Linked DNA regions of Homo sapiens: all the other regions are linked to region 6. The links are chromatin contacts, found by Hi-C or POLR2A ChIA-PET in ENCODE. All regions are on one chromosome and are shown on one strand. The core of a region is the stretch at or near the end of the contact, and the rest is flanking DNA. Distances in the headings are between cores, read along the strand shown. Region 1 holds the start of SFR1 (SWI5 dependent homologous recombination repair protein 1). Region 2 holds the start of STN1 (STN1 subunit of CST complex). Region 3 holds the start of FBXL15 (F-box and leucine rich repeat protein 15). Region 4 has its middle 17 kb from the start of TRIM8. Region 5 holds the start of GBF1 (golgi brefeldin A resistant guanine nucleotide exchange factor 1). Region 6 holds the start of NT5C2 (5'-nucleotidase, cytosolic II).

What was found. Hi-C counts contacts between places; a loop is a spot of excess contacts on that map. ChIA-PET counts read pairs that join two places held with the same protein, here RNA polymerase II (POLR2A). Pooled maps may share reads with other maps.
Region 1: a loop to region 6 is called in a map of CD4-positive, alpha-beta T cell, with 4 times the contacts of the local background. The contact joins the promoter of SFR1 here to the promoter of NT5C2 in region 6. A Hi-C loop is called at or near these places in 1 of 168 maps with a recorded cell type or tissue (CD4-positive, alpha-beta T cell), 1 of 37 single-sample maps with no recorded cell type and 10 of 50 pooled maps. POLR2A ChIA-PET finds 5 or more read pairs at or near these places in 2 of 52 experiments (CD4-positive, alpha-beta T cell and activated naive CD4-positive, alpha-beta T cell).
Region 2: a loop to region 6 is called in a map with no recorded cell type, with 6 times the contacts of the local background. The contact joins the promoter of STN1 here to the promoter of NT5C2 in region 6. A Hi-C loop is called at or near these places in 2 of 37 single-sample maps with no recorded cell type and 6 of 50 pooled maps. POLR2A ChIA-PET finds 5 or more read pairs at or near these places in 1 of 52 experiments (H1).
Region 3: a loop to region 6 is called in a pooled map, with 4 times the contacts of the local background. The contact joins the promoter of FBXL15 here to the promoter of NT5C2 in region 6. A Hi-C loop is called at or near these places in 5 of 50 pooled maps. POLR2A ChIA-PET finds 5 or more read pairs at or near these places in 2 of 52 experiments (CD4-positive, alpha-beta T cell and OCI-LY7).
Region 4: a pooled map shows a loop between it and region 6 (3-fold over the local background). The contact joins the enhancer-like site here to the promoter of NT5C2 in region 6. A Hi-C loop is called at or near these places in 1 of 37 single-sample maps with no recorded cell type and 2 of 50 pooled maps. POLR2A ChIA-PET finds 5 or more read pairs at or near these places in 4 of 52 experiments (Caco-2, GM12878, K562 and 1 more).
Region 5: a pooled map shows a loop between it and region 6 (11-fold over the local background). The contact joins the promoter of GBF1 here to the promoter of NT5C2 in region 6. A Hi-C loop is called at or near these places in 6 of 50 pooled maps. POLR2A ChIA-PET finds 5 or more read pairs at or near these places in 4 of 52 experiments (BJ, GM12878, activated CD4-positive, alpha-beta T cell and 1 more).

Annotation. Positions count from the first base shown.
Region 1 is chr10:104,120,667-104,123,496 of GRCh38, forward strand. It overlaps SFR1 (SWI5 dependent homologous recombination repair protein 1), which reads left to right and starts at 1,505. Exons shown (of 4, transcript NM_001002759.2): 1 at 1,505-1,530; 2 at 2,299-2,420. The coding sequence starts at 1,518. RefSeq lists enhancers at 1-767, 251-350, 923-1,586, 981-1,030 and a silencer at 1,271-1,500.
Region 2 is chr10:103,916,745-103,919,833 of GRCh38, forward strand. STN1 (STN1 subunit of CST complex) reads right to left here and starts at 1,440. Exons shown (of 10, transcript NM_024928.5): 1 at 1,356-1,440; 2 at 718-912. The coding sequence starts at 850. RefSeq lists enhancers at 902-1,231, 1,091-1,736, 1,367-1,661 and a silencer at 1,402-1,751.
Region 3 is chr10:102,419,496-102,422,547 of GRCh38, forward strand. It overlaps FBXL15 (F-box and leucine rich repeat protein 15), which reads left to right and starts at 1,341. Exons shown (of 4, transcript NM_024326.4): 1 at 1,341-1,687; 2 at 1,859-2,012; 3 at 2,292-2,797. The coding sequence starts at 1,635. It also overlaps a transcript of PSD not described here. RefSeq lists enhancers at 1,259-1,728, 2,639-2,968 and a silencer at 1,969-2,138.
Region 4 is chr10:102,659,948-102,662,769 of GRCh38, forward strand. No RefSeq gene overlaps it. Among named protein-coding and RNA genes, the nearest start is that of TRIM8, 17 kb to the left of the region's middle. RefSeq lists a silencer at 1,321-1,380. Within about 2 kb of position 1,329, at least 25 of the 41 ENCODE cell types and tissues checked have a DNase peak (open chromatin) inside an H3K27ac peak, as active enhancers do; they include GM12878, where a contact is called at or near this core.
Region 5 is chr10:102,244,153-102,247,138 of GRCh38, forward strand. It overlaps GBF1 (golgi brefeldin A resistant guanine nucleotide exchange factor 1), which reads left to right and starts at 1,380. Exons shown (of 40, transcript NM_001377137.1): 1 at 1,380-1,629. RefSeq lists enhancers at 1,128-1,187, 1,388-1,837.
Region 6 is chr10:103,191,706-103,194,563 of GRCh38, forward strand. NT5C2 (5'-nucleotidase, cytosolic II) reads right to left here and starts at 1,567. Exons shown (of 19, transcript NM_001351169.2): 1 at 1,531-1,567. RefSeq lists enhancers at 308-996, 997-1,683 and a silencer at 1,382-1,661.

The sequences.
Region 1 (2,830 bases), core at 255-2,754, 930 kb after region 6:
CACCAGTTCTCATTTAATTCTCCAATCCCATATTAAGAGGTGAAGAAACTGAGGCACAGAATCACCTCATTAAGAAGCACATAAAGTATGGTGCCAGGATTTGAACCTAGACAATTTGACTGTAACGTGTACGCCCCTAATCATTCCCTTAGGTAGTCCTCAGGTTCTGTAATTATTATACCTGACTGCTTAAGACTCAGGTAACTCCCTTTTGGCCACTTCTAAGCCACTACTGTCAGATGTTATTAATAGTAAAGAGACGATATCAATGTTTAAAATGGCCATTCAATAAGAGGACTGAAAACACTGGCCCCTGGAAATTCCCAACTTCCACGTGACTCAGAAGTTACTCAACTCTTTCACTAAACCCAGTGCTCCACCCAATGTAGCTAACTTTGTCGTCGCGTAGCAACAGAACCTCGCCATACTGGAAGCGGGGCGCGGGGGGGGGATTTTCTCGACTGAGGATGCTGCTGCCCGGTAGCCAGCAAGGGCCCTGTCGGTCTCAAACGTGAATTTTGGACCGACACAATCTCATGTAGTGATTGTTCTGCTTCCTGTGTTGCGCCACAACAAATTTCCTTGGGCTACATTTTCCCTCAGATTTGAGTAAAAGATTTGAGGTCACGCTAAGGAGCCTGCATACTGAGGTACAGAAACGGTTTTTTGTTTACAACAACAACAAAAAACCTCGCGACGGGACCGCCGAGTTTGCGGCAGCCAAAAAAGCTAGCGATGAGCTCAGCTAAAGTGCCGGGACTCTCGGATAGATTTCTAACATGTTTGAAATGTGGACCCCAACGCTGGAACCCAACGCTGTTCTTTTGTGGTCTCTGGAACCACCACGCTGGAATAGGCTGGAACCCAACCAACGCTGTTCTTTTGTGGTCTCTGCCTCTGGGGAGTCCACAAGCTGTAAATCTAACATGCAGCCAGCCGTGCGGCTTCTGGCCGCCCCACGTCTGAGTAAAGCCTTCACTGTGACTAGCAGGGAGAGGAGACTGACTGGAGCCAGAGAATGGAGGCGGCGGGCTGGCGGGGGTGGGGAGAGGCACTTTCAGGCGCACTTCACAGACGCACAAAAACAAGGAAGCCTGAAGGGAAGGCGGTTGAAAATAAGGCAACAGAAGCCGCGAACGGAAGCGCGCCCCCCTCAGGATTGGTTTAACATTCCGAAGCTCAGCCTCGCCCGCCCCGAAGACCTGCTGCGGATCGCGGCCGCGCGCGCGCGCACTCACGCTGCTCTCGGGCGCTGGGCGGGGAGAGCCGCGCGCACCGGTTAATTCTGCCAATCATGCGTCTGGGCCTCCCATCGTGTGGGCCAAGCCCCGCCCCAACCACCCGCTGGCGGAGGCGCGCGCGCAGTCCCACCGCTCTGAGTCGCTGAGTGAAGCGGCGCCTCGCGCGTCAGGCAATCTGGCCAATTGCGCATCTTTTCCGCCTACCGCACGGCCCCGCCCCTGCCACAGGATCGATTTACGGCCGCAGGTGCGCGCGCTTTTTTGCTCTCGCTGGGAATGGCGGAGGGAGGTACCCTGCTGAGGGGAAGGGGGGATCCCTGACACCTGGGCTTCCCCGGGAGTCGGCTGTGGAGTCGAGTTGAGCTCCCTTTCCGGGTCTGGGGAACTCAACCTCACCTTATGCCTGGGGTCTCCGGGGAACTAGTGGGCTTTCTGCAACGGGGGGAAGGAGGGGACGACTCCCGCCCCTAGTTTACCCCTCAAAAGTTAATGCCTTTGTCGGAGGAAGCAATTTCAGTCCACTCTCCTTTTCAGTCCCTGTTGGCCGCTTAAACTAAAAGGCTACAGACGGGCTTAAATGCGTCTCCGCTGTGTTTCTTATGCCTCGGGCCGGCAGGGTAACGGGTTCTAGTCACAGCTTGTAGAGTTCAGGATGGGTGACATTCAGGTCCTATTGTTTTTGAGTCAAGGTTTCGGCTATAGCTTCTTGAATTATGAAGCTGTCATAATAAAGAATTCCTGATTATCTAAAGCTGTTATTCTTCCCTACTTCCAAGGCAGAATTTGAATATATTTTGGTGGATGAAACGAAAACAAGGAGAGTCTTGTGACTATGAGATACTAGCTGGTTGATGTATCATGAAAAACTTAGTGGTCCCTATGTGGGAAGGTAAATGGAAAACTGCAAAAAGAGCAAGAATGAATTACAAAGTGAAATTAGAAGAAATATCTGGCTTACTTGTGGATGCTTTGTACACCAATACAATATATTATTTGATAAAAGTCGACTATAGAGAGGTGTGGTTAATTCGATTATTTTATAATTTTTCTTTTTTAGAGAAAAACCAAGATTTCACTTTCAAGATGGAAAGTCCGTCAGACTCAGCTGTGGTTTTACCTAGCACTCCTCAGGCCTCTGCGAATCCATCATCTCCCTATACAAATAGTTCCCGAAAACAAGTATGAAAATCTTTGTTCTTCCAGTGGATCCATTATGTGTTTCTAAGTATTGTGGCAGTGGTGGTTTAAATTCTACGGAAGGTTGTTAATTAACATAATGTGTAGCATAAATAAGTAGACATTTTATTAAATAATTTTGTTTTTCTTCTAAGGTGACATATATGACACCCACCAGCCCCCTTCCATATTTTCCTCTTGAATGAATTCATTTCAGTTAGTTTCAGATTAGGTTATTACAATACTCCAGATGGAGAAAGTTTGCATCTGTGCAATATTATTATGAAGGTCTTTAGTGGCAGAGTCTAGGTCTTTTCCTTACTCTGTAATTCTGAAGCACCTGGAGTACTATCAGGCATGTGCTTGTTACTGAACAAATGTTCCTTGATTACTGGGATAAACTTCTCAACACT
Region 2 (3,089 bases), core at 190-2,689, 720 kb after region 6:
TATTTTTAGGTAAGATAAGCCTATCTCTAGTAGCCACTATTCTAATACAAAAAAAAAAAAAGAAAATTTAAACTTTACATGTATAATGCCTTGTTGCTTCAACTGCTATTTCTATTTGAGGGCCCACTATATGCCAGGCACTGTTCTAAGCCCTGGGATTACAAAGGTGAACAAGACAGATGATGTTCTTCCTCTCAGGGAGTTTATAATATTTTGATTCTGCTTAATTCAAAAGAAAACAAACCCCCTTTACATATCAGGAATCAAAAGATTCCATTACACAGGGTTAAGCTCCATTTTTACAAAGAAACCCAGACTTTGCAGAAGGTGAGTCACATGCCCGGACCAGGTAAGTGGCACATTTAGGAAAGGAGCCAGGCCTAGGAATATCTGGCCCAGCGATCTCTCCAACAGGAGCAGGGCCAAAGAAAAACAAATGAGCATTTTTAAGCATGAAAGACCCTAAATGGAGGTAAAAACCCCAGTACAAAAGTTACTCCCCCAAACACCTACTAAAAAAAAAAAAAAAAAAAAAAAGATTTAGACTGTTTTTTTTACCTTGCAAATAAATGAACTCATGCGAAGGTCCAGGCTAGGTCCCTTTCAAAGCCTGCAGCAGGGAAGGCTCTCCTAAAAGCCTCTAATCCCAGCTTTCTGAGACTTTGGGAAAGGGTGGCAGATGCAGCCCAGGGCATCCCAGGGTGGCTAGCCACATACCTGGCACCTGGCGGGACTCCTTCATGTCCAGGATATCCCTGATGTAGAGTTTTGCAAAGGCTAGAAACACAGGATCCAAACCCCACAAGAGGGAAGGGGTCTCCTCTTCACACCGGCTGGATCCAGGCTGCATCAAGAGGCAGGGCTGTGGCTTCCAGCTAACTCTGAAAGGTTCTGCATCACTGAGTCAAGCATCTAGATGGGACACAGAAATGAGGATGCAATGCGTTTAACGTGGGTCAAAGTGGCACGGCCCTGACGCTGCTCCCAGGTGGGCGTCCAGGACTCCAGGAGGGGTGAACGCAGGGATCCAGGGCCCTGTCAAACTCCATGCCACGGGGCGTGTTAAGAGGCGTTCCTCACGTCAGGACGCCTGCGTTCCTTACGGCTCTCCCGCTGTTCTCCTTCCCACAAAGCACCAACTTCGGAACGGCTAAACATCAACTTTCACTCTGGGAAGATACGTCTGTACAGGCGTAGCAGAAACCGCTTGGGGTCCCGGGAGGAACGGGCGCCCTCGCAGCCCTGCACGTGTTGGGGCATAGTGGATGGGTCTGACTGTCGCTCTGCCCTAAACTTTCCGCTTTTGGGGATGAGCCAAGAAAAGGAGGAAAAAAGATACTAAAAAATGGACCCACTTGTAGCCCCTCCCGCCGCCTGCAGCTCCAGGAGCCCTGAGACCTGGCCCTTCCGGCGCTCGGAGCCGCTGGCGGCGACGACCCCGCCCGGCGCAGGAGCAGTTGGCTGAGGTCGTCTCTGGAGTTCCGGCCTGAGCCCGCCCCCTGCCCCGCCAGGGACCAACCCCGGTCTCCCCGCCAGCGCATTTCCTTTCTGCTGCAGCGCCTCGCCACGGCTCCGCCCCATCTCTCCCGAAGTCCCGCCTCATCCCACCCAGACCCCACCCATCCCGCCGCGGCCACGCCCCATCCTGCCCGAAGCCCCGCCCCATCCCGCCCGAAGCCCCGCCCCATCCCGCCGCGGCCCAACCATCCGCTAGGCCCCATCCAGCCGAAGTCCAGCCCGTTCCGTGCCCCGCCTCAGCGCAGCGTACTTTTGGTTCAGGCAGCGCTGCAGCCCCGCCTTCGTGCTAGCCTCCACCGCTGAGGCCTAGGAGGCGACCTTGAAATTCCTGCAGTTCTAACGCCGCTCTTCTAGTCACCTTTCACCCCTCCTCCTGCTGGTGGCGGGACCCTGAACCTGGGCCTCCTAGAGGTTGGGTCAGGATCAGACTATTTTTCTTTTTGATTCCTGATATGTAAAACAGATAAAAAGTAAGCAGTGCCACGAGTGCATTGTGGCATATTTTAAATGTTCATTTACAGTTGGTAAGTGACCTGACTCACACACTTAGGACTCTAGTTTCACTTGGAGATGTCAATATCTAAATTTGAGCCCTCGAGTGAATGTGAGGTCTTGACTCTGCCAGAGACTAGCCGTGCAAAATCATGACAATACATTTTGTCTCCTTTACCCTTGTTCGGTCTACAGTCTGGAAGGTTGTACACTTAAGAACTTTGAAAAGCTGGCATTTTGGTAAATCATGGCCACCTTGATGGTGCTTAGTCTCCAGAATTTCTATTTTAAAGTGAGGAAAGATAGCCACGTTCCACTCCCATAAAGAGCTACGTTACCCGAGACGTCAGGAATTCTTCCTAATTTACAGAGACTCTGGAAAATGGCAGGGGAGTACAGATCACCCTGGCAGACCATTCCCGGGGGAGGCAGGTGGTGGCCAAAGAGATAATTGCTAAACTATTTATCAGAGAAGGAACTTGGAGCCGCTGGAATGGAAAGTGTGTGTGTCATTAGACCCATGGCATTTAATTACCTCCCCGGCCATTTAAGAAGCTCAAAAACAAGAGTCCTTGGTAAAATACATTGCCCAGATTCTACTGCAATGAACACTAGGAAATGTAGGGTTTAAGATTTAATTAAGAGAAGACACTGGCTGGGCGCGGTGGCTCACACCTGTAATCCCAACATTTTGTGAGGCCGAGGCGGGCAGATCACGAGGTCAGGAGTTCAAGACCAGGCAGGCCAATATACGGAAACCAACCCCCTCTCTACTAAAAATACAAAAATAGCCAAATGTGGTGGCGTGCGCCTGTAATCCCAGCTACTCGGGAGGCTGAGGCAGGAGAATCGCATGAACCTGGGAGACAGCGGTTGCAGTGAGCTGAGATCGGGCCATTGCACTCCAGCCTGGGTGACAGTGTGAGACTCTGCCTCAATTAAAAAAAAAAAAAAAAAAAGAGAGAGAGAGAAGATACCTTCTCTTATAGGAGGAAGGCCCTTGCAAAGAAAACACACCCAGTAGGACAGGTGCTTCCTGCTGACCTGTCAGATGGGGAGAGACAGGTTGAGTGACATTT
Region 3 (3,052 bases), core at 91-2,590, 770 kb before region 6:
GGGCCCTGCTATTTTAAGAAAGAGCCGCTGGAGTTACTATGGCAACTACTCTCTTTGGGAGGGCCAGGGCGGGCAGATGGTGACCTCGGAAGGAAGAAGGGGTCTGTTCGGGCAGTCAGGGGGCGCGAGGACGTGCGAGGCGGGGGCGCGCGGGGCTCACCGCGGGGAGGGGCGGCGCGGACTCCGCGTGGTGCTGAAGGGGACAGCGCCAGATTTGTCGCACTGCGCAGGCGCAGAGGCGCGAACAAAGAGGGGAGGGGGACGAGGCGCGCGGCCGGAGGTGGTGCGCGCTCACGTGGCTCTATCTTTGCAGGGGTCTGTCCTCCCAGCTACCCCCTCCCTAAGCAGGCTGAGGAAGAAGAGATAGCAAGCCCTCACCTAACTTGACCCCTTTCTTGTCTCTCCCCGCTGCTAGCTTCTCCCTTCTCGCTGCCTTGCGGGGTGGGGAAACGTGGAAGGAATTCTGGGAAAACCAGATGTCTGGGTTCTCTATTCCCGTCTGGCTTGATTCTGGACAAGGGGCTTCCTCTCCAGGGCCTCGGTTTCCCCATCTTTAAAATGGACTGATAGCATAGACCTGCCCACCTTTCAGAGGTGCCCGAAGCCTTGACGAGATAACAGATGAGAAGTGGTTTTCGTTGTGATGAGCCAGCTGAAGCGGTTGCACCGGAGCGCCAGACCGTCAGCGGTGCAGTGGCTCTCGCGTCCTTCACATCCCCCCACACCCATCCCGTGGATGATGGGGGAAGGCACTACTCCTGGGGTTCCCCGAAGCGGATCCTGGGACTGGGACCTGGGGACGCGGTGAGAGGCAGCCCTGAAGCTGAGTCCAGAGGTCTGGGGCGTCATTGTCCCAGGGCGGACCCAGCCCCAGACCCTACAACTAAACCCAAGGCCAGCCGAGAAGCACTACCACTGGCGGGCTGAGCTGAGCTCTCATTCTTCTTAGGACTCTGGACCTTTGGAGGAAATGAAAGGGACCCAGTTGGAAATATAGTCTTTCTTCGCGCCCCCTACATCTCTCTCCCCCGGCGGAAACGCGGCCCAAACTGTTACGAAGTGGAAGAGGCTGGATAGCTCTTCATAATTAATCAGGAATGGGAGGTTTGAGCAGGTTTACTTGATGAGGGAAACATTATAGCCTCGCCAATTCATTCATTATTTCAACAATTACTTATTGAACACCTGCTACGTGGCAGACAGTAAGAGCCTGGATAGTTTCTCCCCGTTTTTCAAAGTCGCTAAACGCGACCAGAGGGCAGAGGAGAGGCCGGTAACCTAAGAGTCCTGGCTCCGCCCCCTCCGCGTTTGGCCTTGCCTGCTCCTCCCACCACCACTTCGCTCAGAGGCGGCTACTGGCTCAAGAGGACGACAGAAGCCAGTCTCTGATGCCCACCGCATTCTCCAGCTTCAGGCCTCAAGCCCTGTAGCCGAGAAGGCGAGGCCTAATGTTACACCACCGGTCTGTTCCGCCTCCGTTTCGGGGTCCACCCGAAAAGCTTTCAGATCGGATCCTCGGTGAGACGGCACTCGATTAAATAGGTCTGTCTCTACAGGCCAAGGAGGCGGGTTTGGTGCGGCCACTCCAAGGCCAAAGCGAGAAAATCTTACTGCGCACGCGCAATAGACAGCCGATGGAGCCACCGATGGAGCCGTCCGGAGGGGAGCAAGAGCCCGGAGCCGTCAGGTACCGAGCACCGGAGGGGCCGAGAGGGAAGAGGAACCTGAGGGAGGGGAGCCGAGCCGGGGCTGGGTCTGGGGGCCGCTCTTGGGAGCTGGGGCGCAGGAACATAACGGAGGCGGACTCGCAGGTAATAGTGGCCCCGGGACGCCAGTGCCAACGCCCCTTTACTCGCAGGTTCCTGGACCTGCCCTGGGAAGACGTGCTGCTCCCACACGTCCTGAACCGGGTCCCGCTGCGCCAGCTGCTCCGGCTGCAGCGCGTTAGCCGGGCCTTCCGGTCGCTGGTGCAGCTTCACCTGGCCGGGCTGCGTCGCTTCGATGCCGCGCAGGTGAGCCGGGGGCTGAAGCCCCGCCCCTGCCTGGGTACCGCCCCGCCTCTAGCCCAGCCCCCAGCCCCGCAGTATGCCCTTCTGGACCCCCTTGGGCCGCCGGGGCTGCCCGGAAGGGATCCACGCACCAAAGGGCAAATACTCGGTAGCGACTCAGAGGGAAAGTGGGGTCTCTCCTGGGAGAGCAGGAGGCTGCCAGAAAAGAACTCAGGTCAGGGGTGCATAGGCGGCTGAGGAGTGCGGGACGGGCTGAGAGTTGGGGTGCCTCCCCGCCCGCAGGTGGGTCCGCAGATCCCGCGGGCCGCATTGGCCCGGCTGCTGCGGGATGCCGAGGGGCTGCAGGAGCTGGCACTGGCGCCGTGTCACGAATGGCTGTCAGACGAGGACCTGGTGCCGGTGCTGGCGCGGAATCCGCAGCTGCGGAGTGTGGCGTTGGGCGGCTGCGGGCAACTGAGTCGCCGGGCGCTTGGGGCTTTGGCCGAGGGCTGCCCACGCCTGCAGCGCCTGTCGCTCGCGCACTGTGACTGGGTGGACGGGCTGGCGCTGCGCGGCCTCGCTGATCGCTGCCCGGCCCTGGAGGAGCTGGATCTCACCGCCTGCCGCCAGCTCAAGGACGAGGCCATCGTGTACCTGGCGCAGAGGCGCGGCGCTGGTCTCCGCAGCCTCTCTCTGGCCGTCAACGCCAACGTGGGGGACGCCGCGGTTCAAGAGTTGGCTCGGAACTGCCCAGAACTCCACCACCTTGACCTCACCGGCTGCCTCCGCGTCGGAAGCGACGGTGTCAGGTGCCTGGGCCTGATAGGGCGGGAGGAGGGCAGTCACTTAGCCTCTGCTGGTATGGGGCGGGCTGTAGTTGTTAAAAGGCCGGACTGAGGGTTCTGAATCTTCCTGCAAACCACAGCACCCCCATTCTGAACAGAAAGGGCCTCTAGGATTGCCTAGGCCAGAGAGCCCATAGTTTAAAAACTTTTTTCAACCAATGTTTACACATTGGGAGATTTCACATAGAAAGTCGACTTCTGGCTTTTCTTCAACAAGGG
Region 4 (2,822 bases), core at 79-2,578, 530 kb before region 6:
CCCCTCCCCTCAGAAAAATAAAGGCTTGCCGAGCACGTTGGCTCATGCCTGGAATCCCAGCAGTTTGAAGGTGGATGGATCACTTGAGTTCAGGAGTTCAAAACCAGCCTGGGCCACATGGTGAAACCCCATCTCTACTAAAACGAAAAATTAGCCAGGCGTGGTGCCACGGGCCTGTGGTCCTAGCTACTCTGGAGGCTGAAGTGGGAGGATTGCTTGATTGAGGCTGGGAGGTGGAGGTTGCAGTGAGCTGAGATCTTGCCACTGCACTCCAACCTGGGCAACAGAGCAAGATCCTGTCTCAAAGAAAAAAAAGAAAAATAAAGACTTTGGGGCTGGCCAGACCAAACCATAGCCTTGGTCTTGCTAACTGCCTCCGCCTTCCTGCCCTGAGGGAGTAGAGGATGACTCGGGTGGGGTGGTGGACCCTTGCTTCATTGTTCCCCTCCCCAGTGTGGCAGGGAGCCAGGAGCAGTATGACAACAGCTGGCCTACCCCTTCCCTCCCCGTGCACCTGTTTGGGGCTAAAGGGAGTGGGGAAATGACTGGAGCACAGTGCCCCTCCAGCCCAGGGTGCAGGATGCCTGGGGGCAGGTGCCGGTGGACAGTCACTTCACTCCACTCAAATCTGCTTCTGTCTCACTGTCCCTTTCTCCAGTTCTCAGGAGCCCTGAGACATCCCCCGTGCCAAGAGTTGGGAGCCAAGATAAAAAGCTGCCTAATTTCTTTCCCACTTGGCCTAGTTTTGTTTTGGCTGAGGGGAGAGGCCCTTTCCCCAGGTGCGTCAATCCACTGAGATGTGGAGGGGACATTCTGGTGGGAATGGGATGGGCTTGAGCCCCTCCATGTCCCAGCTTTGAAGCCCACTCCAGACAATGACACGCTCAGGCACACATCTATAGGTGAAGCAGCAGCTGCCCAGAGTTGGCTTGGGGGGGGTTCCCTAGGCAGCCAGGGAAGCAGGGAGACGCTAACCCACCCAGCTGTCCCCAGCCACCCAGCTGTCCCTGGCTTTGTAGGAGCAGCTGTCACCCAGCTCCCAAAAGGGTCGGGGCAGAGGAGGCCCAGAAAGAGCTGGGGCTGCCCCAGGGAACAGGCTTATTCAGAAGTCATCGGAGGGGCCTTCTCTGCCCTGAACTGGTGGCCCCTTGGAGGGCTGGCTGCAGCCACAGGTGCCCCAGTGCCCAGCCCTCCCCTCCTGCCTTCCCCCAAAGGCCATCACGCCTCCCCTTTCCGGGAAGGGTTGGGGATCTGACCACGTCTCCCTACCCCACAGACTGGGGCCGACAGCTCCTGTGGCCCAGATGTGCTGAGCCCGCAGCGAGGCCACCGCGAGGGAGTGGGTGGGGGTGGTTTCCTCTGCTGCCTGCCGGCCCCAGCTCTTTCATGTTGCCGCCCTCCCCATCCCAGCCCGGAGCCAAGCAGCTGGGCCGCTCCTGCCCCCTCCCTCGGCCTCGCTCCCAGCTGTCTTTGGGGTGGGGCAGGGCAGCTGGGGAACAGCTGCAAGGCAGGAGCCTGGGGGGTGATGGGTGCCCCCTGCAACTGCCGGAAACGGTCTTTGGGCCAAGAAGGGAGTCTGAAGGGTGGGGGTGGAGAGGGCGAGGCCTAGGGGATGATCGGCTCCACCCCTTCTCCCAGCGCATCTGGCCAGGAGACCCCAGCTCAAAGCCCCCTCCAGCTTCAAAGGGCACCCTGGGGTGGGAGGCAGGAGACGAGGGTGGATGCCCTGACCCACTGAGTCCGCACCCCAGGGCCCCTCTCTCCAAGCTGTGACCTCACCTCAGGGTTCTTAACAGGCCTTGCTAACACTCTCCCACTCAGATCCTGTCATTGTCACCATGGCCTTCCTAAGACACCCTCATCTTCTCCCATCCGAGGGTGGGGGAGAACCAATTCGATTCGCAACTTCAGGACCCAGGACCCATCTAGCCGCCTGGGGGATTCCCTACCCCACCTCTGCAGCCTGTAAATTCTGGGGGAGGAGGCCCTGGAGGGAGGATCAGAGGCATGTCCTTCCCCAACCTCCCACTCTGGCCTACTAAGAAATGGGAGCAGGGCTGACCCTATGAAAGTGTGGGAGGTGAAGGAGCTGGAGTCGTGATTCCTGGGTATCCCCAGACAGACATCACCACACTACAGCCCCTCTTCTAAGGTGATCCCAGCACTTTGGGAGGCTGAAGCAGGAGGATCCCTTGATGAGACCAGCATGGGCAGTATAAGGAGATCCTGTCTCTATAAAAAATTAAAATATTAGGCTGGGCGCGGTGGCTCATGCCTGTAATCCCAACACTTTGGGAGGCCAAGGCAAGCAGATCACTTGAGGTCAGGAGTTCGAGACCAGCCTGGCCAACATGGTGAAAGCCCAACTCTACTAAAAATAAAAAAAATTATCTGGGCCGGGCACGGTTGTTCACACCTGTAATCCCAGCACTTTGGGAGGCTGAGGCAGGCGGATTACGAGGTCAGGAGATGGAGACCATCTTGGCCAACATGGTGAAACCCTGTCTCTACTAAAATACAAAAACTTAGCTGGGCGTGAAGGCACATGCCTGTAATTCCAGCTACTTGGAAGGCTGAGGCAGGGGAATCGCTTGAAACTGGGAGGCGGAGGTTGCACTGAGCAGAGATCGTGCCACTGCATTCCAGCCTCGGGACAGAGCAAGACTTCCTCTCAAAAAAAAAAAATTATCTGGGTGTGGTGGTGGGCACCTGCAATCACAGCTACTGGGGAGCCTGAGGCAGGAGAATCGCTTGAACAGGGGAGGCGGAGGTTGCAGTGAGCCGAGATGGCGCCATTGCACTCCAACTGGGGTGACAGCGCG
Region 5 (2,986 bases), core at 130-2,629, 950 kb before region 6:
AAAAAACAAAACAAAACAAAAAAATAGCGCATCGTAGCACACGGATGGTCTTTGGATGTCTGGTTTTGAGACTACTTTCCTATGTGGTTAGTTATAGAGCTTCCCTGGACTTGGGTCGTCCATAATTGGGAGGATGTATGGAAAGAATTAGGTATTTTTTTTTCACTGCCTCCCAGCAGCTTCTCCAGGTCTGCAGGGACACTGGGGCTCTAGTGTCCCAAATAGGCTGGGAATTTCATGATTCAGTCTCCTAGGAGAAAACCCATCCTCTTGTCCTCTTCTCACGCATTCTCACTTCCAGGTAATACAGGTAATTCTAAATAGCTTAGTAACCTCTATCATCTCTTGCAAGGGGAGGAGGCAGCTGGGGGCAAGACAGTGAAAACAGGTGGGCATCCAACCCTCAGGCCCCTTAGCGTTTCTAAGGCAAACAAGAAAGACTTCTGTTTCCTATCACTGATGAGGTGGGCTAAGCTGCGTATTTAGCCTGGTGGATAAGGCCCGTCAAAGGCTTGGTATGAAAGGCAGACCGGGAGTCAAAGCCCGATATACTAAGGCATAAGAGGTGACAAAAGGCGATGAAAAGAGTTGGCCTGGGGGTGAGGAGACCCAGGGGTTCGTCTCTCTGCTCTGCTATTTACTAATTATGTGAACATGGGCCCAGCCTTCCACCCTGGGGCTGTTTCCTATAATGTAAAATGAAGAGACTTAAATTAGATATCCAGGGCTTCTGCTACGTCCCATTTTCTCTATTTCTGGATGATGGGAGTGGGGCAGAGGACGCTGAAACAGAGTTGGGACGTGACAGACATAACTGTGAGAAGCCACGACAGGGAAGGTGGACAAGAGGGCGAGGAGAGCAGGGTGTGGAATAGATCGCTGGACTTGTTTTTAGAATGAAGGGAGCCCAGAGCTGCCTCGAAAAGGAGTGATTCCTCAAGGGGCATGGTCTTGGCCCAGGTAACTTTGATAATACGTGGACAGGGGAGTAGGGATGCCCGCTCAAGTTCTCAAAGCGGACCCCGCCCCTTTCCAGCCAATTGTAGCCTTTTTCCCCATAATGCCCAGCAGCCACTGCCAAACCGCGCACTGCAACCGAACTCTACCTAACTCCACCTCTCTAGCCGCCCAGCCCAGTTCCTCATTTTTTATTGGTTTTTTAAACTGTCACTCAGAGAGTACTCGTATCCGTTGGTTGTCCCCTAACATACCCTTTCTTTCCCTTGTAATCGCGCTTCTTTAGGCACTACCCGCCTCCTGAAGCCAATTTCCTTTATTCGATTGGATAGTCGGAATGCTACTTTTCACGGTGCAAAGCTATGATTGGCTGCGCGCGGCAGGGCTCGCGCAGTTACCAGGCAGCGGGCTAGACTGAGGCTAGTTACCACGTCAGTGAGCTGACAGGGAAGGTACCCGGCTCTACTGCCCGTCCCGGACGACTCATCCTGGCGGACTGTGCAGTCCCACCCTGACTTCGGCCTCAATTTCCAGGAAACAGGCTCCTTCTCTTCTCCCATCTGCTACCAGAGCCGGGAGAGCTGCTCGGAGACGCCTCCGGGGTGCGGGCTGGACATGAGCAGCGGCTGCCGGTCCTGGGACTAGGCCCCGCCATTTTGGATCCGCTGACAGGTCAGCGAAGTCTCTTCCTAGAGTTCCGGTGTCGTGAAGGCCGCCCTGACATCGCAATAGGGAATTAGTGGGAAGGGCCCTTAAATTGGGCGAGCCAAGGTGGGCTAAGGACGCAGCGGACAGGAATAAGACGAGGGAAGGGTTGTTGTGGGAGGGAACAGGGAGGTATGCAGGGGCAAAGGTCATGCCTCTGCCGCAGGAGGGGCGATTTCTGCTCTCATTACTGATCCTTTGCAGGTGCCCAAATCTTCTGTTTTCCCAGGCTTGACCTAGTATTTAGCTTCTCCTTTCCAGCGCTTTCTGCATCCTGAAGAGCCCAGTACTCAAAAGCTGAAAGCAAACCTAAGGAGCATTGTGTCTACTTTTATGGGTTTTCAGACTTTAGATGTGAAAGTCTCTCTAGATTCTGTACAGCGTCTACTTCTTTGTGATTGCCTCACTAATACAAAGGAACTGCTTCATTAATAATGATGAACTAGTGCACCCTAGAATCAGGTTGTCAGCAGAGGGACGTGTGGAAGGCTTGAGGTTATAGCAGCGCAGGGAACTGGGCTATGAGAAGGCTTCCCTCTTACAGGACAGCTCAGCTGCCAGTCTGGGTCTGTATGTAAACACTATACTTATCTTCTGGGCCTGTTTGTTCCTTTATACAATCTTTCACAGGCATTCTTTTGTAGTGTATGTTTTTGTTGACATTTTTCTCTCAGATCTTCACTAAGGAGATGAGGCTTAATCATAAGGAAACCACTCTATTATGACATATTTGACTGACAGCAGAGAGAGATATTTGAATACTGGCAAAGTTTGGTATTGTCGGCCTATTATGTTTAGTGGGCAAAAAGAGTCATGAGAGATTTTCAGCCAATTGTAGGGTCAGAGCCCCAGAGTGAATGATGGAACATAACCCTAGAGAGTAGTTTATGGCACTGTGATGACCTTTGATAAACTGCTGTGTTGTAAAGCTATAAAAGTCCACCAAGGGTAACGAATGCTTTTAGAAATAAGGAATAGTGTAGATGGTGTTTTTTAATGCACAATGTGGAAACTTGTGCATTAATTCAGGTATAAAAGGCACTCTAGGCCCTGTGGAGGATACAAATGGAAAGGTCTGCTTTGGGACTGCTCAGTTAATGCACTTCTTAAAAGTAGTAGCATGTATGTGCAGTGGCCTAGCTAGAGCATGTAGTAGGTTAAGAGCAGGATCAACCTAATACCTTTTGGTATGTAGTGGGCACTCAATAAACGTTATCTCTATCTGGGATTAGTTTCAGTATGTGATCAGGACTTGTGGCCTGCTTTTGGCCCTGGCAGTCAGGAACACTTTGCACTTTTGCATGATGAGGTAGTAACAAGGAGG
Region 6 (2,858 bases), core at 317-2,816:
AGAACCCCCCCCACTCCACCCCGCGCCCCTCCACCTTATTTTACAGATTTGTTGGTTACTAAATCCTAAAACCTTAATTCTGGGTCAATGAGAGTAATGCAGCTACCTATACTGTTGAAATGTAGTGGTTTACACTGCAATGGAAATGCACTTCAGAAATAAGTCTGTGTATGCTAGTATCAACCCTGCATGTGGAGTTTTTATTTTAATTACTAACCAGCTATGTTTTCTTGAACTTAACCTTTTTTGTTCTTTTTTTTTTTTCCACTCTCAGCTCACACCTATTTTTTTTCTCTTTTCGAACTTCACCCTTTCAGGCCTGGATGTCTTCATCTGGATAAATTCTAACCGTTGTTGAAAAGCCATGTGGTAAATATTTTTGAAACCTAAAGCCTTCTCTACGCAATAACACTAAGTTTTCATGGTAAATGACACAGTTTCAATATTCTCCCTTTCACATTATGGTCAGTAGTTTGCATTCGTTGCTTGAAGAGGCGAAATGAATAGTCTACAGACACTGGGAACCAAGTACAGCTCAATCCTGAAGAACTCATCGGCCCCTGGACGGGCGCGCACACACCCCCCTGTAATGGTGACTAGTCATTTCGGGGCGCTGTACTTCAGAGCACGACCCCCCTCAAACATCAAGGCCCTAAAGGTGAAAGCCCAGGAAAACGTCGATTCGGACAGCAGCCTCTACCTGCTGCTTTTAGAAGCTGTGGCCTGCCGGAGTCAAACCCCCAAAACGTTTTTCTTAAACTAAGGGTTCAGGCCTCAGATCGGCATCTCGCCCTCTCCGATTTCAGGAGCCCCGAAAAAAGGAGAAGAATAGGCCGCCACTGAACGGCTCAGCCCCCTGACCAGGAGCTGTCCGGATGTTTTTTGTGGCGGCTTGCAATTCGCTGTGACCTTTCCAGGAAGTGTTGCACACGGGCGTGTGGCAAACGAGCTGGCCGTTTCTCGCGGTCCTGCTAAAACGCTGTCAACCTGGCGCTCCACCAGAGGCCCCTTGGCTTCTCGGGAGGCGACCGAGGAGCTCTGGGGGCGGGGAGGCTTTTACAAGAAGCGAAAAGACGGCCTCAGGGGTGGCCGGGAACAGCCTGGAATCAGCTGGAGGACGTCAGCAGGACTGAGGAAAGGGCTACCACCAGCGTGAGGAAAGGGGGGAAGAGGGCGGAACGCGGCGAACGGCCGCGCTGGGAGGCTGAGGCGGGGTCCCAGCGAGCCGGCGGCTGGGAAACAATGGCGCGAGCGTGACGTGGGCCGGAGGCGTCGCGGCGGCGCGGAGGAAGGGGCTGCCGTGGGGCGGGGGCCGCACCGAGGGAGTTGGGAGGCGTGCGGCGTCCGCGAGCGCGCTGGCGGGGACTCGGCCTAAGGAGAGGGGCCTTGGGGCCATGGTCCCTGGGGGCCGGGGGCGGGGGCAGGCGGCGGCCGCTACCCTGGGGTCGCGTGTTCGGCCGCGCACCTCCCCACCTAGCTCCCCGTTCGCCCGCTCCTTCCCCGCCCGCCCACGGGGCCCGCCGCACTCACCGGCTCCAGCGCACCGCAACAATCCCAGCGCGCAACTGCCGCAGCCGCCTCAACGCGCGCCCTCCCCGCCCCCGCCGCCCGGCACCGCCCCGCGCCGCCCCTCTGCTCGCGCCCGGCCAGGGACCGGCGCGCTGTTCCGTCCCCCAGCTCCGCCGCAGAGTTCGGCGAAGCCGACGCTCCCTGACCGCGCTGCGTCTGTCTGTCCCGCGGGTCTGGAGATCTTCAAACGATGGAACACCGGCTTTGCCCTTCTGAGGGTCTCCATCCCTTGGCATTCTGCCTGCGCCCCTCAGCCTGGCCCTGGGCTAACCTCTCCACTGTGTCTCATTCAGAAGAAGCTTTTCCTTGGGAGGAGAGGGCATCCTTTTTCCCAGTCACAGAATGTTTTGGTCTAATGGACCTCAAGGCCCCTCATGCGTCCACACCCCCATGGCACCCTCGAATCCCCTTGATGGCTAAAAACACCAGCTTTGAAGTTTGTCAGAACGAGTTCCAGTCCCAGTACCACCACTTACAAACTGTAACCTCGGGCGAGGTACCTGACCTCCTATACCTGGTGCCCACATTTGTAGCACCAGGATAGGGAACAACAGTCCCCACATCAAAGGGTGTTGACGGGATGAAATCACACAATATAGGTGAGGCCCTCAGCAGGATCCTGGCACACAGTAAGCACTCAATAAATGTTCACCCCACCACCAGCAACTCAGCAGGAAGACTCCGCAAAAGCAGCTAGCTATTTCCAGAGGACTGAATTCCTTGGTCCGAGCAGCTCTCACCAGTGAGAAAATGTGTCTAAACTTCCACTCTCAGGGCCGAAATTCGATGCCTTGGAGCCACAGAGAACAAACGTCTAATCTCTCCTGGACCTTTGACTTTTCAGATACTTTACTTCTATCACCTCTGCCCAAGGTCTTCTCATTCCACATCAGTGTCTCCCGTTCCTTCCATTGTTCCTCCTCTGCCCTGGTTTTGAGGGTCTTTATCCCTCTCACGCAAATGGTAGATTTGACTGTGATTTCTTTAGAATACATCACCCAAGACTGAACCAAATGTTTGTGGTATCATCAGAGCAAAGCAGGACTATAGCTTCCTCCTTTTGGGACCTATCGCTTTGCACTCCTGCGATAAAGTTCTTGGCACCCATACTGTTGACTCATATTGGGCTTGCAGTCAACCAAAACCTCCGCGTCTTTTTAATAAGTGCTCCGCCAGAGCACTTCTACCCCTTCTTGTGCTTCTCAGCCAACTTCGCTTCAGGTCAGCTAAGGATAGACCTTGGGCCCCTCACCTTCTAAATTTCTCAGGATATATGGAAAAGAGGAATA